Regions from separate parts of the Homo sapiens genome. Here all the other regions are linked to region 1. A link is a contact called in ENCODE Hi-C or POLR2A ChIA-PET data. All regions are on one chromosome and are shown on one strand. Each heading gives the region's core, a stretch centred on a gene start or an enhancer-like site at or near the end of the contact. The rest is flanking DNA. Distances are from core to core; before and after follow the strand shown.

Region 1 (3,170 bases), core at 327-2,826:
CCGGTAACCAGCCCTGGCCTGTTTCATGCCCAGGCTATCAGCCGCCCCTCCTACCAAGTCTCTCTGAATTAATATTTTGGGTGTCTCCTCAGACAACAGCTCCAAGCAGATGAATTATGGCAGTTCTAAAGGGTATTTACATCTCTTCTCTCTATTCCTCTTGGGAAGCAGGGTGGGGGATTAAGTCAGTCTTAAAAACTGGCTAAAGGGCATTCTCCAGAATGATGTCTTCTGAGATTAAAAGGACACAGAGCCACATCACAAGATACTAGGTGGAGATTTTCTAATACAAATGCATGCATGATGGTACATGGACTGTCTGCGGGATCTGAGGAGTCTGTAATTGCAGGCAAAACAGCAAATGCCTAATACATGATTTTTTTTCAAATGTTAGCATATATTAGGATCATCTGAGAGAGGTTTTTGAAAATATGGACTCTTGGGCATCACCTCCAAAGATTCTGATTCATCAGGTTTGGGATGGGGCCTAGGATTCTGCATTTTACAAAGTTAACAGATGATTCTGATGTATAGAAACATATGAATGCCCTAGTAATTTCTCCAGAGATCCAATCCCATGTCTTGATTTTATATCAATGACCAAGTAATCTCTCTGGAAAGGCCAACCTACATTTTCCCACTAATTTTTTTGGGGGGGAAGGAGAGTTCAAACCTACAGAAAAGTTCCAAGAAAAGTATATTGAACTCCCCATATACCCTTTACCTGATTTTTTTTTGTGTTTTTTTTTTTTTTTGAGATGGAGTCTTACTGTGTCGCCCAGGCTGGAGTGCAGTGGCGCAATCTCGGCTCACTGCAAACTCCTCTTCCCGGGTTCACGCCATTCTCCTGCCTCAGCCTCCCGAGTAGCTGGGACTACAGGCACCCGCCACAATGCCCGGCTAATTTTTTAGTAGTTTTGGTAGAGATGGGGTTTCACCGTGTTAGCCAGGATGGCCTCCATCTCCTGACTTCATGATCCACCCGCCTTGGCCTCCCAAAGTGCCGGGATTACAGGCGTGAGCCACCAAGCCCAGCTCTTTACCTGATTTTTAACACTTTGCCTCATTTATTTTTATCTCTTGTATATTAGTTACCAATTTATTTTATAATATTGTTAACTTATTATAATTATCTTTGCTGAACCATCTGAGGGCAAGTTACAGATATCATATCCTTTCATCCCCAAATACTTCAGCATTTATCTCTTAAGAACAAGAACTTCTCTTACATAACCACAGTACAATGATCTCACCCAGGAAATTAGTATTGATACAATACTATTATATAATATACTGGCAATATTCAAACTTTGCCAGGTGTCCCAATAATGTACTCTATGGCAGTTTTTTCCAGGATGCAGTCCAGGATTAGACATGGCATTTTAGTTGAAATGTCTTTTTGCACTAATGGTTTTTAAAGCCATTGATGTTCTCCCAGAAAAATTTTTCTTCAAGAACATATTTCCTAATAAACAAATCATATTTCTTTTCTCTTCTGTTCTTACTGCTTGCAAAGAGCCAGTGATCCAAAGTGGGCCTGAAGCAACAGCAGGCTTACCCAGGCCTGATTCTTCACAAGCTAAGGCCTGGGCAAAGGACCCTCTCTCAGCCCTGGGTTTGCCTTGTGAGCTGATTTCCTGAAGGCAAACCACATGACTGCTGGTGTGTCCCCTTGCTGTTCAGTCAAGTGGGTGGCCACCTGGCTTTCTCCTTGTCCCAAAGTACTTCGTTGGATATGTAAAGCGACCAAATGTTACTTCACTGTAGTTTGAATCTTACCCAGAAAGAGTGACTGGTAAAGGACATGCCACTTTGCACCCTTCCCAGCTCTCTCCAAAGGCAGCTGGCTGAATGCACACTTCTGAGGGTGATGTTTTTTCCAGCACTCAGGGATATACCCAGTGTGAGATCAGAATCAGCAGCTGTATTCATTCTGCCTCAGCCAGTGCCATCTGAAACAAACATCAAGTGGTCAAAAAATGAGATGGTGACCATGTATAATACACAAGACTTATTAGAATTCAACTCTGGTATCCGCCTGCTGCCTCTGACTCTACAATGGGAGCAGGAAAGCAAAGCTCATACCAGGACAGCTGAAAGGTGTGGTCTGAGGATTTCATGGTGAACAGATAGAACACACTGTGGGGGAAAAAAAACATATTTTATGCAAGCATCTTTCTGGCTTGTCTTGAATGAAGCTAAATTTAAAGAGAAAGTGCCACAGATTTCTTTAAATGGTTAGGTTTTTGTTTTCTTTGTTTTATTTTGCTAGTATTTACTTAAGGGTAATATGTGTTTTCTGTAATGAGTGAATTTATTTTTAATTAAAAACTTATTTGCAAAGGTCAAGAGATTTCACTACAAGTCACCATTCAGGATTTTTTTTTTCCTTTCCTTAAGTAGAAGGTAGCAAGGGGAAAGCTGTATTGGAGAAAAGGTTCAGGGGCATGGCCTCCTGGAGAATGTTGGGAGTTGAGCTGATGGGAGGAGATTGCTTCTTTTTATTCAGACAATCTAGTTCTGTTCTTCTTATGCCTACTATTGTTTTCCTTGCCATCTTTGAGACCTTGATGATCGACACTGCAGACACAGCAGAGAATCCTAGTACAGACTGAAGCTTTTCGTATAAAGTGAGCATGCTCACTGTGATTCTGGACAGTTCCTACATAGTATCTCTGTAGGATAACATATGTCTTGGTTTTCTCAGGGCAAGCTCAGTTTATCTCTGTTATCCCAGTATAACTATTAAAATGTCCCCATTTCATTTTCAAAAATGTCCTGGTTGGATAAGAACTTAAAGTATTTTGTTAAGACTCTGGGAAACTGAAGGTATTTTCTCCCTGTCCATGAGCCAGTGGAGTTGTTGAGTGATTTGTGCTGGTGCATACCAGTCTCTAGCCTAGTGGATGGCTCACCCCCGCTTCTCCCCTACCTTGTGCTATGGAGGATCCATCCCTAACTCTTGCATTCCAGAGGTTCTGATTGCCTCACTTCTTCCTGTCTTCTGCTTCACATTTCTTACCTTTCTCAGTAACGAGTTTGCTGAGACTTGCATCAGCCTAGGTATGTTGTGCAAGTAAAGCCTCTGGACTGCATTCACTCCTTTCACCTCCAGCCAAGAGACATCAGGAATGAAATTTTCTGCTTTACTAAAGTGAAGCAGCCCATTC
Region 2 (3,473 bases), core at 620-3,119, 130 kb before region 1:
AGGCAAGAGAAGGTCAGAGAGTGACCTTCCTGTTTCTGTGGTTTTCCAATGTCCTTTAGCTTAAAATGCTTGGTATGCCAGGGTGCCATATTTGGGGGTATCCTGTTCTAAGCCCCAACATTTCCCTGGAAGGGCGATGGCTTTTTGATCTAAGCAAAGTTATCAGAGGGAATGAGGTACAAATCAATAGAGGACAGACTATGAGATCAAATTCTGACTCTACTACTTAAGAGCTGAGTGTCTTTTGACAAATTACATGTATTCCTGGTGACTCTGATATCTCTATAAAATAGGGATGATAGTAGTACCAACCTTACAAGGCTGTGCCTCAAATGTGTAATAAATATGAAAACACTTTGTAAAGTGCTGTAAAAATATATAAACATTATTGTTTTATCACAAATATCAGCACACCAATTATTTATGTAGTTCTATACATTACGCAAAAAGTTACAGAGATGTGGGGCTCATCTTCTAGGAAAACAGAATCAGAATTCTGAATCAGCTCTAAAGTCGGAGACCAAACCTCGAGCTCTCTCTAGGTGCTGTTTCTCCTGAAAAGTTGACTTGTAAGTCTAACCCAGTGCATTGCCTCTGATGGCCTGGTGTTCTTCAGATAGGTAAAAAGCAACTCGAAAAGGGGAAGAGTATTGTGCTTTCCGCAAAGACGATACTTTTTTGCTCTTTGGAAATTCTTGCTCTTTTGGTTTTGAGCTCTGAAGGTGAACAATCCAGCTGATTCAAATCCCCAGAGTAGCCCTAATAATAGGAAAACCGTGACAACCGCAGATATTAAAAACATACCTCAATTTGCACAACTGGGGTAAGACAAATACATATGGTATTATATGAAAAAAATTCCTTTATGCAAATCTAGAAACTTACTTTAATGTCATTTCATTTAACATCAAAGAGATGATGTCAAAGAGAACATGTTTACCACTGGGAGAGTCAAATGAAAGAATTAGTCTTCTAGAATTCTTTCAAATGAAAGAATTTGTGTGTAAGGTTTGATTGGTTATTTGGCAAACACTAATATTAATAAAAAGACCAGTACTTCTAGATATGGGCCACTTTGTAGAGGGATTATGCCAGAACTCCCATAGTATGTATAGAGACCCTTGAAGGAGGGTCCTCAAACCCATAAGGGAATTTATTTTAAAAATATTTTGCTTATGGGCCCATAACTTCATTTTATGTCTCTCTAGCTCACAATAGAGGATTATAATCTATTGGGCTGATATATCTGAGTTAACATCAGATTAATCGTATCACTTTGTGTATGAATATCATATAAAAATGTTAGTGGCTGCTGTTTTCACCATGCTCTGTCATAATTAAACAATTTATTTCATGCTGAAGCTTCCCTGTCCTGATTCTGGGATTGTCAGTTTTATGGTTCTCATTTTACACAGATAAAACCAAACTTTTCAGATGTCAAATAATGTGCTGCAGACTTCCATGCAGTTCTCAGCTGCAGTTATAAATCACTGTTGTTTTAAGTAAGTGACCTAAATGCCATTTTTATTAGGAATAGAGTGGCTAGGAGAGACTAACATAAAGCCTCTGATGGAGTTCTAACATTTCTCCTTGAGCAGCAGGAAGAGAATTGCATTTCCTGCTGGCTAGAGAAGCCAGGTCAATTTTGTCCTACCATTCTGGGAACTATCACTTCAGACACCTAACATATCCAGGTCCTGCTTATTTTTCTTGAATGAGCTATTAAAATGCATGTATGTGTGCACATACACACATACATACACATCATGCAGCCATTTGCCTCTGTGTATACATACATATCATTGTGTAGATTGCACTTTTTCAGAAAAGACAACTGATCACCAGCACGTCACTCTCACTTCCTCCCATGTACATTTTGTATCTTCCCCACAGGGAAGTGAAACTGGTGGTGGGTTGGAAGAGATTGAGTTTGCTGAAGTGGATTCTGCCAAGTGGCTGTTTGTGGATGACCTTTGTCTTATAGGGGGTAATAGTGGGAGTTACGGATTCCTGGCAAAATGTCTGTTCACATCTCATCACAATTAGAATCATAAACTATGGGCTTTGTGGATTTGTTCACCTGAGATAGTGATGAACTAGGAATCAAAAGATCTGGGTTTTAGCTCTATCTCTAAATATCTACATATATGTGAAGATAGCTGTGTATACCACTGTGGATATTTTCCCTCTTTTGTCTTATCTTCTCCATGAGACTTTCAAATCCTCAAAGGCACAGAGCATCTTTAATTTACACAGCATTCACTTTTTCATCTTTGTTTGTTCCTAGACTGCATTTAGTAGAGATGTAATAAGTACTTACTGACTGATAGAATGAGACCACATCCTGCCTTAGATGAACTGGAATTCCATTTGAAAGTGTTTCCAACCAGAAATATTCTGCTTTGGTGCCACTGCTACTGTTCAGATTCAACTATAGCAGCCACAGTGTGATCAGACACCTTCTCCCCTCAGGCGCCACCCTTGGCCACCCTGAGAAGATGGGCCCCCCTGCCAGCATGTCTTTGGGGCCCAGTGTTTCTGTCTCTCTGCTTCTCCCAACACTCAGTGGCCTGAAGAAGAAGAGCTTTGGTATATAATTTCTTTTTTCCCCCCAGCCAAGAGGAATTGAGCACTCATGAATATTTTAAGCGTGTTACAAAGAACACAAAAGCTGTGCCTTCATGGGAGGATTAAATGTTGGTGTTTGACTCCTCACAATCAGCACATTTTAAAACATAAACCAGATCATGTCAGTCTCCTGCTTCAGAGCCACCAGTGGTCTCCCACACTCTTGCAACCAAACCCAAGGCTGGGTGCCAGCCTCCAAGGCACTGCCTGACTCAGCCCTGCCCACTGCTCTGACCACCTCTTGCAGTAATTCCAGCCATGCTGATCTACTCTGGGTTCCCAGGGCATCGTAAGCATCTTTCTCTTTAGGACCTTTCTACACATCTCCCCTGCCTGGGACCCTGCCCTGAACCCTGTGCTACCGCAGGATCGTCACTCAGATCTCAGCCTGAATGTCCTGTCTCAGACAGGACTCCCCTGACTGTCCTATCAGTATCTACACCCGATATTTTATTTCCTCACATCACTCATCATATCTGAAATTGCCTGCTCATTTCCTGGTTTTCTTGTTTACTGTTGGACCCTGACTAGGGGGTCTCACTCTACAAGGGCAGAAAGAGGTTGTCTTAGTCTGGTTCTCTGTTGTTACCCAGAAGCTGGAACAACGCCTGTTCCCCAGCGGTTGCTCAGTAAACACATGTGGACTCAATGAGGGATTGAATTGGAAGTTATTTACCTCTCTCCTGGCTTTTGCTTCCCTCTCTTCCTTTGTCTCTCTTTTGCGGAATCTGTACCATGAAAAGGGCTGTTGTCCAGTAGTGGAACACAGGCCTTGGATTGAGGTCCTGGTTGACTCACTTGATCTGAAGCTTCTGGTCATGCACAACTGCCAATTGGAAACAGCT
Region 3 (3,580 bases), core at 322-2,821, 220 kb before region 1:
TGGATTCTGAACCATAGCCTACGTGTTTAGAATGTCTAGTTTGATGGAGCACAGATGGTTTGGGGAGCGCTAACATTCATCTTTACTTTGCCTTCATCTATTATTTTGCCCAAACGTGTTTATCCTACAGCCTGCTTACTAATGGCTCAGTTTGTTCTAGCTAGTTGTGGTTTGGGAGTAGGAGGCCACTCTGCCCACTGTTAGATGAGGGGATTGTAAATGTTAGAGAGGGCCGGGGTAGAGGAGTACTCTTTTTAAGAAAAGTAGTTGACTTTGATAATGAAAAAGTATCATCATGATTATCGTCATGCTGTTGAGTGCTTTACTACATTTCAGGCACGATAAGGTTATATATTTAATACTTACAACTTTATGAGCAGCTGTCGTCATTATCGCCACTTTACAAATATGGAAACCCAGGCAAAAAGAGGCTAAGTAACTTTGCCAAGGTCTCACAGGTAGCAAATTGCAGAGCCAGAATGCAAAACTACTGCCTTATGATCTGCTTCTCTAAGTAGCTGGGAATGGAGAAAGACGGCGAGCAGATGTATAGAATGCACTGATTAGGGTGACTGGGTGAGCTCTGTGCTGAGTTATACTTCAAGATGTACAGGACAGAGTTAGGGAAATGTGAGACCAAGGGCTTTTCTGGGCAGGAACAACCATACTGGCTGCTGTGGCAAGGTTAGAGCCTGCCAGGTAACTACAGTGAGACTTCCTTTTCATACAGATTGGGGGAACTGGCAAGACAAGTTATCATCACCTCCACATAGCAGGTGAGGGAAGGGAAGCAACAGCAGAGGCATTGGTGTTTTGTATTTAGAAGGGCACATAGCCTAATGCTAAAACTCACCCATTAGTTACATCAATGTTTGGATGCTCTTTGAAAGACTTCTCAGGAGAGGTGTGAGAATGATTTGATTTGAAGGTGGGTTTTAGTCTTGACCGTGTGCCACAGCAAACAAAATGAAACTCCCCTTGAGATAAAGGTAATCAAGATGAAGGTGTATTTACAAAGATGAGCAGTGGGATTTATCCAGTGACTCTGGAAGGTAATCCCCAGATTTAGTGCTCCATGAATACCTTGCCATGTTCCTAAGCTGGTAAATTACTCTGAGTTTTATGAGAGCGGATTGTGGGAAGCATCTAGATGAAATTCAGCCTGTTTCACCTCGAGTCCAGGGCTCACTAATGCACCCCAGGTGTGCAGACTGCCCAGGCTTTCTGCCTTGGAAGCCTCAAGGAACTTTCATCCCAAAGGGAAGCTTTGAAGAATACCAAGGACCTTTCTATCTGTCCTTGATTTTTTGTCATTTTTCTGCCCACATTTGGTAATTGGAGATATTTGTGGTGTTAAAGCCGGACTTGTTCCTTCTCAGCCTGCCCCCTCCAGTAGTGAAATTTTAAGCCTGTGGCTTTGATTATGCAAAGCAGTGATTTCTCTGCAGTGTCCCTCAGATGTAAAAGGAGAATGACTGAAATACTAGAAAGGAAGTTACGGGAAATCACCAAACAACCATTTTCCATGTCTACAGATCCTTTCATCTGAGGGCAAAAGAAGCTGGAGAGGGTGCCTCCAAAGGTGGGGGTTTGGAGGAGCACAATTTAAAATTCTCTGGGTTGTAGGCTAAGGATCAAAGGGTTATGTCCTCAGAATTACACGGTGAGTCACTGGAAAAACTCTGAGTAAAAGTCAGGCATCCTGTTTTCCAATCTTATATGCCTAATAATTTCAACTGGCTTTAAGACAGTACATTTATGTATATTTTTCATTTAGATCCATTGCCACCTAAAGAATATAATGATGTATGCATTATATAGATTATGGTTTCCATGCCCTAGAGCATCATGAGGTGTTTTGCCATGAGAATACAGTGGGTTAGGTGAAGAGGTGCTTGAGAAGCCTTGGTGTCTAATGTGTGGTCTCAGTACTCTGTGGAATCTCCTCCTCCCTTACAAACCACTGCCTCTATTCAAGCCATCTTGTGCTTCAATTTAGAAGTTCTCCTTTAAGAGAGAGTTTTCCAAAGCTAAATTAACAGCTATGCAGTGTACTGAGTAACTCTGTGATTTACTTTTTCCAATTTTGACTGCTGTAAGCATTTCAGTTTGTTTCCCACTAGTTTGGATCAACATGTTGGTTTTAACTTTATCTCCAAATGTAATGATTTTACATATTATAGACAAATGTGTTTGCACAGTTAAGGGCAGCAGGATTTGCTTGAACAGAGAATATGTGAGTTCTGTAACTTTTAATATTCAATTCAATTTAAATTCTTTTTCATATGTCCTTTTTATATATTCCAGTTTCTGATTATGGGTAACCTGACTTGAAGGTCAGACCATCTGAAGTGAAGATGGTTAAATTGTATGTGTTTGCACATGCATACACGTGTGTGTGTGTGTGCATGCATCCACATACACATGGGTGTTCATGTGGTAAAGGAGAGCCAGAGAGATGTTTAATTTCCTCACCACATTGTAGAAACTGAAAGAGACATGTACTGCAGAAACAAATTCTGAGATACGTTTGCTAACCACTTTTTTAGGTTTCACCTTCCGGGGAAAATGTTAAGGCATTTGCAAACATGCCTAGTTTCTTAGCGATTTAAGGCGCATAGACTCTCTGTGACTACACCTAGAGAGGTAAGACATGGAAAAGAACATAAGCTTTGAGCCACCTAGATTAGGGGCTTAATCTGGCCACACCACTTTTTAGATGTATAACTTCAGGTTGATTACTGGACCTGTATTCCTTTTCTTTCCTTGGTTGACACTTGTTCCAACTTATGATGTTGGTTTATGATTTTGATTTTAGTTTGGTTAACTTCTTATTTGGGGGATTTTGACTGACTTAATTTGTTCTCATCTTGTGTTAGGGTTCTCTAGAGGGGTAGAACTAACAGGATAGATGAATATATGAAGGGAAATTTATTAAGTAGTATTGACTCACACGATCACAAGGTGAGGTCCCACAATAGGCTCTCTGCAAGCTGAGGAGCAAGGAAGCCAGTCCAAGTCCCAAGACCTCAAAAGTAGGGAAACCAACAGTGCAGCTTTCAGTCTGTGTCCAAAGGCCCAAGAGCCCCTGGCAAATCACTGGTGTAAGTCAAGAGTCTAAAAGCTAAGGAATTTGGAGTCTGATGTTCAAGCGCAGGAAGCATCCAGCACAGGAGAAAGATGAAGACTCAGCAAGTCAAGTCCAACTTCTGCCTGCTTCTTTCTAGCCACACTGGCAGCTGATTAGATGGTGCCCACCAAGATTGAGGGTGGGTCTGCTTCTCCAAGTCCACTGACTCAAATGTTTAACTTTTTGGCAACACCCTCACAGACACACCCAGGAATAATACTTTGCATCCTTCAGTCCAATCAGGTTGACACTCAGTATTATAACCGTCACACATCTGTTATCCTATTGATCCTGATTCTTGACCTCTAGCCGCAGTTCCATTCAGAGAAGATTAGAATTGTTTCAGAGTTGGGCTAGGCACGATGGTTCACACCTGTAATCCCAGCACGTTGAAAGCCCAAGGTGGGAGGATTGCTTGAGCTCAGGAGTTTGAGACCAGCCTGCGCAATA

What was found. Hi-C counts contacts between places; a loop is a spot of excess contacts on that map. ChIA-PET counts read pairs that join two places held with the same protein, here RNA polymerase II (POLR2A). Pooled maps may share reads with other maps.
Region 2: a map of B cell shows a loop between it and region 1 (3-fold over the local background). The contact joins two enhancer-like sites. A Hi-C loop is called at or near these places in 17 of 168 maps with a recorded cell type or tissue (B cell, CD14-positive monocyte, CD4-positive, alpha-beta memory T cell and 10 more), 20 of 37 single-sample maps with no recorded cell type and 12 of 50 pooled maps. POLR2A ChIA-PET finds 5 or more read pairs at or near these places in 7 of 52 experiments (B cell, CD4-positive, alpha-beta memory T cell, GM12878 and 4 more).
Region 3: a map with no recorded cell type shows a loop between it and region 1 (6-fold over the local background). The contact joins two enhancer-like sites. A Hi-C loop is called at or near these places in 3 of 37 single-sample maps with no recorded cell type and 3 of 50 pooled maps. POLR2A ChIA-PET finds 5 or more read pairs at or near these places in 1 of 52 experiments (WTC11).

What each region holds. Positions count from the first base shown.
Region 1 is chr14:68,398,520-68,401,689 of GRCh38, forward strand. The region is part of intron 8 of RAD51B (RAD51 paralog B); the gene reads left to right. It overlaps LOC101927971 (a long non-coding RNA gene), which reads right to left. Exons shown (of 4, transcript XR_245776.5): 2 at 1,780-1,952. Among named protein-coding and RNA genes, the nearest start is that of RAD51B-AS1, 290 kb to the right of the region's middle. Within about 2 kb of position 1,577, at least 2 of the 41 ENCODE cell types and tissues checked have a DNase peak (open chromatin) inside an H3K27ac peak, as active enhancers do; they include B cell, where a contact is called at or near this core.
Region 2 is chr14:68,266,507-68,269,979 of GRCh38, forward strand. The region is part of intron 7 of RAD51B (RAD51 paralog B); the gene reads left to right. Among named protein-coding and RNA genes, the nearest start is that of RAD51B-AS1, 420 kb to the right of the region's middle. RefSeq lists enhancers at 1,595-1,714, 2,065-2,214, 2,365-2,544. Within about 2 kb of position 1,870, at least 9 of the 41 ENCODE cell types and tissues checked have a DNase peak (open chromatin) inside an H3K27ac peak, as active enhancers do; they include B cell, where a contact is called at or near this core.
Region 3 is chr14:68,180,185-68,183,764 of GRCh38, forward strand. The region is part of intron 7 of RAD51B (RAD51 paralog B); the gene reads left to right. Among named protein-coding and RNA genes, the nearest start is that of RAD51B, 360 kb to the left of the region's middle. Within about 2 kb of position 1,572, at least 4 of the 41 ENCODE cell types and tissues checked have a DNase peak (open chromatin) inside an H3K27ac peak, as active enhancers do.